2 separate regions of the Homo sapiens genome follow, and region 1 is linked to region 2. A link is a loop called in an ENCODE intact Hi-C map of the cell type or tissue named here. Cell type or tissue: A673. All regions are shown on one strand. Links, peaks and the distances in the headings refer to the core of each region. The heading gives the core; the rest is flanking DNA. Region 1 has its middle 52 kb from the start of LINC01549. Region 2 has its middle 18 kb from the start of LINC03147.

Region 1 (2,925 bases), core at 159-2,658, 520 kb after region 2:
GGTAACCTTTCTGGTGACTGCATCCCCGGCCACCATCATGAAGGCAACCTCATTAGGGATCCTGAGCGACAGCCATCCAGATAAGCTCCTCTGGCATCCCTGACCCACAGAAACTATGAGATAATAACGACTTGTTGTTTAAGCCACTAAATGTTGGGGGTAATTTGTTATGAAGCAATGGGTAACTAATATAGTCAGTGTGAGATAATGAAATAGGCCAGGAACAGTGGCTCATGCCTGTAATCCCATCACTTTAGGAGGCCAAGATGGGAGGACGGCTTGAGCCCAGGAGTTTGAGACCAACTTGGGCAACATAATGAGACATTGTCTCTACAATTAAAAAAAAAAAAAATTAGCAGGGAGTGGTGGTGTGCACCTGTAGTCCCAGCTACTTGGGAGGCTGAAGTGGGAGGGTCACTTGAGCCCAGTAGGTCGAGGCTGCAGTGAGCTTGGGTCACTGGAGCCTAGGTCCAGCCTGGGTGACACAGTGAGACCCTGTCTCAAAAAAAAAAATTTTTTTTCCCATTTGTTTATGTGTGTAATTTTTTCAAACAGCGAGTAAGTTGTTAGAATGTAAATACTTCTTAAGTTGCATAAACCTAACTATGTAATAAACAGAACTTTTTTTTTTTTGGAGCATGCGAAAAAAGTTACTGAGACACTAACTGTGCCATACACTGACAAAATTTGGGTACCTCATCAGTAATTAAGTTAAAGATAGTTGCTAAATGTTTTTTCTCTTAATTTTTTAGGAATATACAATAATTCTCATCTATTTTTTGAATGTAGAAACTTATTACGTTTTGACATTGAAACTTTTTTTTTCTTAGTATGTCAGTGGGGAGAAGAATACATTTCAAATTAACCACCATCGAGGAAAGTTATAATTTTCTAGTATTCAATAAACATGAACGAAATCATTGGCTTATAGAGATGAAATATGTGAGGAGTAATATAACATTTAAGAATAAAGTAACTCGCACATACAGTGAAGAATGGAAATACCAGCTTATGGATACAGTAATATGTGAAGGCAGTAGGTGCCATTTCAAAGCAGCAGTTGGTTTACTAAAAATAAAAAGAGGCCAAGCGCCCTCTAGTGGTAGCTGTTGATATAATTTAATAGCAGAAAAAAACTAACACAAAGTGCCTTCCTTTACCTTGAGACAGTGTTTAAAAGGTACTTGTTCTTTACTTTATCAATACTATTAAACCCTTCGCTATGGCTTTGTTTTTGAAGTTTTTTTGAATGAAAGAACGCCACCAATGACTTTTAATGCCAAATTCAGCAGCATTGGGTAGTTTTTTTTTTCATATAGGAGAAACAAAACCTTTCCATATTACATTAAAAAAAGCTCAATGAAGCATAACATTTTCTCAAAGCAGATTGCATCAGCGCCATGCAAGCAACTTAAAAACATAAGGTGGCCCTTATTTAGTGAATTACATTGACTGTAATGCAGCATCTTCCAACTTTCTTGTCCATCTCATAAACAAATATTTAAAACACAAACAGTGCAAAACACTGCACTGTGAGGAGGGGTTGAAGAGAGGCAAGGAGGCTTTCAGAAAAGTGAACCAGTGTGGTGTGGTTCAGAGAATAATGATGGGGGTTGGGGATTAGGATGCTGTGGGAACCTTCACAAAGCCTCTTACTTGATCCCAAGGGAACAGGTAAGGCCTCCAGGAGGAAGAAGCATATCAAGGTTGGGCTGTAGAGCTGAACTGGTAAAGTTGCTTTGCTGTCTTAATTTATCCTAGCTTCCTAAAATGAACGCTCTAATAAACTGTCGCTTGGACTAAAAATAAATTGCTGTAACAAAAGGATAACGACCATGCTTTGCAAATTTGCTAATTACTATTTGTTCTTGTAGTAAGGATTCTCTTTTTGTCTCAGAGGACTGTGACATTATTGCCTCTCAAAACAATGAATCATTTTTCACTAAGAAGATTTCTCCAAGTGTTCACTTCACCTTGTCTTTGAAATTGCCAGCCATCTATTCTCCAAGGCTGATTAGTAATGAATAGAGGAGGACCTTTTTAACTGACAATGCAGTTAATAGAGACCCTAATGTTTGAAAATGCAAAATGATCTCAACTTATCTTTAACGTGAGTTAAAAACAATTGGTTTACACTTTTACAGATAAGTGTAGTATGTAGAAACATATAAACTTGGTAGAATTTTAGGATCATAAACCTATCCGCATGTCATTTCAAATATGAATTTAGCTCACAAATGTCTGTACTCCACAGTAGACTGGAGTTGGGTTTTCCTAGTTCCAGAAGTATATTCACTTACAGAGAAGTCAATAGGTATCTACTTACAGGAAGCCAGAAGAGTGGGAATAAAAATTTCTAATTAATACAATTTTTTTCACTCAATTGATCAGCAAGTAACCCTAAAAGACAATGTATTAGCTTTACTTAGATAATAACTAATGTAATAGAAAAATGAATTTTCCAACATGTAAGAAGTAATTTAGGAATTACATCTGTTCCTAGTTATTTCTTATAATCATGAGTCACAAGCCATCATTCTTGAAGGTAGTTTGCAAATGTAACAGATGAGGAATAGCTATGCCCAGAACAGCTTGGACACTTAGCTTATATCAAAAGAAAATCTATATCCTATGAATTCTTTTGGTTGTAAATGAGGAAATTCAACTCAGTCTTATTTAAACAAAAAGCAGACTTATTGGGCCGTGTAACTGGAGTGGGGCAGGACTGGTACCAGGCACAACAGAATTATGCCTTCTCTTCCCATCCCTTGGCTTCCTCTGTGTCGACTACCCGGACTGGTATGGTTAAAGTGCAACCCTATATCTACCCAGAGGAAAAGAAGTCATTCTATGAAAAGGATACTTGCACACACACATTTATAACAGCACAATTTGCAATTGCAAAAATGTGGAACTAACCCAAAT
Region 2 (2,925 bases), core at 307-2,806:
AGAAAACCTTCTTTTGTTACTGAAGAGATGTCCTTACCCAGTGGAATGCTGGCAACTGTTTAACATTCAGCTCTTGGGGATAGAGGAGAGCTGATTTGATTTGTAGCATTTTTCAGTTTTCTTGGCAAAAGTATTCACACTGTAACCAACAAGAAGTTACTGATATCTCGGAATGCAGAGCTGGGGAGAGATGCTGGACAACACATCATTGTGGAATATTCCCACCATATGAATGCAAAACGTAAATCATCTCAAAAGGTGACTTTACTAAATAGTAAAATACTTAGGAAGCGGTGAGTCTTGAGTACATATTAGTTTAGTTTTAAAGACAGTTTACTTCATTGTAAGTTTATACGACTAATTTTTTCGAGACAGGGCCTTGCTCTTTTGCCCAGGCTGGAGTGTAGTGGTGCAATCATAGCTCACTGCAGCCTGAACTCCTGGGCTCACGTGATCCTCCCACCTCAGCTTCCCAAGCAGCTGAGACTGCAGGCGTGCACTACCATGCCCAGCTAATTTATTTTTCGTTTTATTTTTTGTAGAGACGGGGGCCTCACTATGTTGTCCAGGCTGGTCTCAAACTCCTGACCTCAGGCAATCATCCCACTTTGGCCTTCCAAAGCTCTGGGATTACAGGTGTGAGGCACTTTGGCCGGCCTTGACTTAGTTTTTAATAATGTCTGTGTTTAATAAGTGGCTCACAAAATTCTTGAAAATTTAACAATTGGCTCTTGTGAGCGGGCACAGGACACTCTTTACCACTGTTCTTCACTCCTCTCTGCCTGTCTTTAGTGTCACTCTTGTCCCTTCAGTCCCATATGTATTTTATTTCCAGATCTTTCATTTCTTTAGAACTCAGCTACTTCTGTTCCTCCGGGCTATGCTCTGCCTCATTCCCTTTCACTACACCCCCAAGCCTCACCCCATTCCTGGAAAGCTTTCGATTCTGTCCTTCACCATCCTCCCACCCCCACCTCCCAATACACACACCCCATGGCAGGCCATAGAAGCACCCCCAGGGATGGGATCCAGGAAATTCCACTTCGCCTTCCTCAGTAATCAAGGCCACAGCAGGGAAGATGGCTAACTGTGTTCCCAAGTGATCACTTTCAATGGATTTCCTCATGAAATCATTGCAACTACCTACTTGTTAGGCTCTACACTATTTTTTGTGCCATATTTTAAGTACCATTTATTATAATAGGGATTTACAAGCAGATCTGAGATACTAACCTCTCTTCTGATGTGAAAAATGCATTCCAATTTCTAAACTGAGAAAGCAACTTTGGGAACATACACAAATGAGAAACTGCTTAATATATGGAATTTGATATATAATTGTATAATGTTTATTTATTGAACTATATCCACCAGAGGGCAGCAAAAAATTTTATATGGGACATGTATTTACTCAATACAGAATTAAGAGCAAACCTCCATCATTACTTGATGATAAACAGGAAACCATTCGAGTCCCAATAAAGGCTTTCAATATTATGGAGAAATATGATCACAAGGCTAAAATTTATTTTTTACTTTAAAGCCTCAATACTAACTTTCATATTAGGTTAATCTCCAGTTAGTTACTCATTGATCCGTTTAATATATATTATTTAAACACTTCTCATATTCAAAGCATTGTGCTAGTAATGACCACAGTGAGGCATGATTCGAGGAATACAAAAACAACTGCCTGCCTGTGCAGTTGTTTATATATCAGTCAGGATTCTCCAGAGACATAGAAGCATTTGGATGTGTGTGTGTGAGTGTGTACATTAAAAGATTTATTCTAAGGAATTGGCTCATGAAATTATGCGGGCTGGCAAGTCTGAAACTTGTAGAGACAGACAAGCAGGCTGGAAATGCAGTCAGGAGAGGATGCTATGGTCTTCAGGCAGATTTTCTTTTCAGTGAAACCTGTTTTTTGCTCTGAAGGACTTCATCTGTTGGGATGAGGCCCACCCACATTATGAAAGTTAGTATCTTTTACTTAAAATCAACCGACCGTAGATGTTAATTGCATCTACGAAATACCTTCACAGTGACACCTGGATTGGTGTTTGGTTACGTAACTGAGTACTACAGCCCAGACAAGTTGACACATAAAATTAAACACTCCAGGCTGGGCGCGGTGGCTCACGCCTTTAATCCCAGCACTTTGGGAGGCCGAGGCGGGCGGATCACGAGGTCAGGAGATTGAGACCATCCCGGCTGACACGGTGAAACCCCGTCTCTACTAAAAATACAAAAAATTAGCCGGGCGTGGTGGCGGGCGCCTGTAGTCCCAGCTACTCCGGAGGCTGAGGCAGGAGAATGGCGTGAACCCGGGAGGCGGAGCTTGCAGTGAGCCGAGATCGCGCCACTGCGCTCCAGCCTGGGAGACAGAGCGAGACTCCGCCTCAAAAAAAAAACAAAACAAAACAAAACAAAAAAACAAAAAAAAAAAACAAAAAAAAATTAACTACTCCACTGCTCAGAAACATTTTCCCTGTCCAGATGCTGTATCCTAGAAATGCCGCACTTGGAAAAACATGCTCTGAGTCATGAATTGATCTTTCCAGATAACGTCTCTAAAATGCATACATCCTTGGTAGGTTAATATACCTACCTAGACACCAAGGCGTGAGTGCCAGGTTATCACATACATTTCTCCAGACAAAAGAGAATCTGTGGCATCCTGAAAGCAATGAGTAGCAAGAGATTCTAAATGCTGAAAGCTGCGAGTCACCACCAAGAGGCAAGCAGGCTGGAAACCACCCATTTCCTCATTTTACATAAAATTCCGCTGCCCAAAAGTACAATCATTTATGCTTGTTGTAAAAAACTACAATGTTGTTATTGCTGTTCGAAATTGCATCTACTGAGAAAATGAGGAGCTCATGGCAGAAGGGAGGCAGGACTAGGCTGTAGCTTTGACTCCGACAG

Evidence for each region. A loop is a pair of places that touch in the nucleus more often than their neighbours do. Peaks named below come from ENCODE experiments on the same cell type or tissue, not always from the same donor. Only the 100,000 strongest peaks of a DNase experiment are listed, where the experiment ranks them.
Region 1: a loop joins it to region 2, with 5 times the contacts of the local background. A loop is called at or near these places in 5 of 110 quality-filtered maps.

The regions. Positions count from the first base shown.
Region 1 is chr21:17,385,391-17,388,315 of GRCh38, reverse strand. No RefSeq gene overlaps it. Among named protein-coding and RNA genes, the nearest start is that of LINC01549, 52 kb to the left of the region's middle. In A673, for the core only: a CTCF peak has its summit at 1,102 (motif pointing left); a DNase peak (open chromatin) is centred at 1,075.
Region 2 is chr21:17,901,671-17,904,595 of GRCh38, reverse strand. No RefSeq gene overlaps it. Among named protein-coding and RNA genes, the nearest start is that of LINC03147, 18 kb to the right of the region's middle. RefSeq lists an enhancer at 794-1,352. In A673, for the core only: a CTCF peak has its summit at 1,369 (motif pointing right); a DNase peak (open chromatin) is centred at 1,395.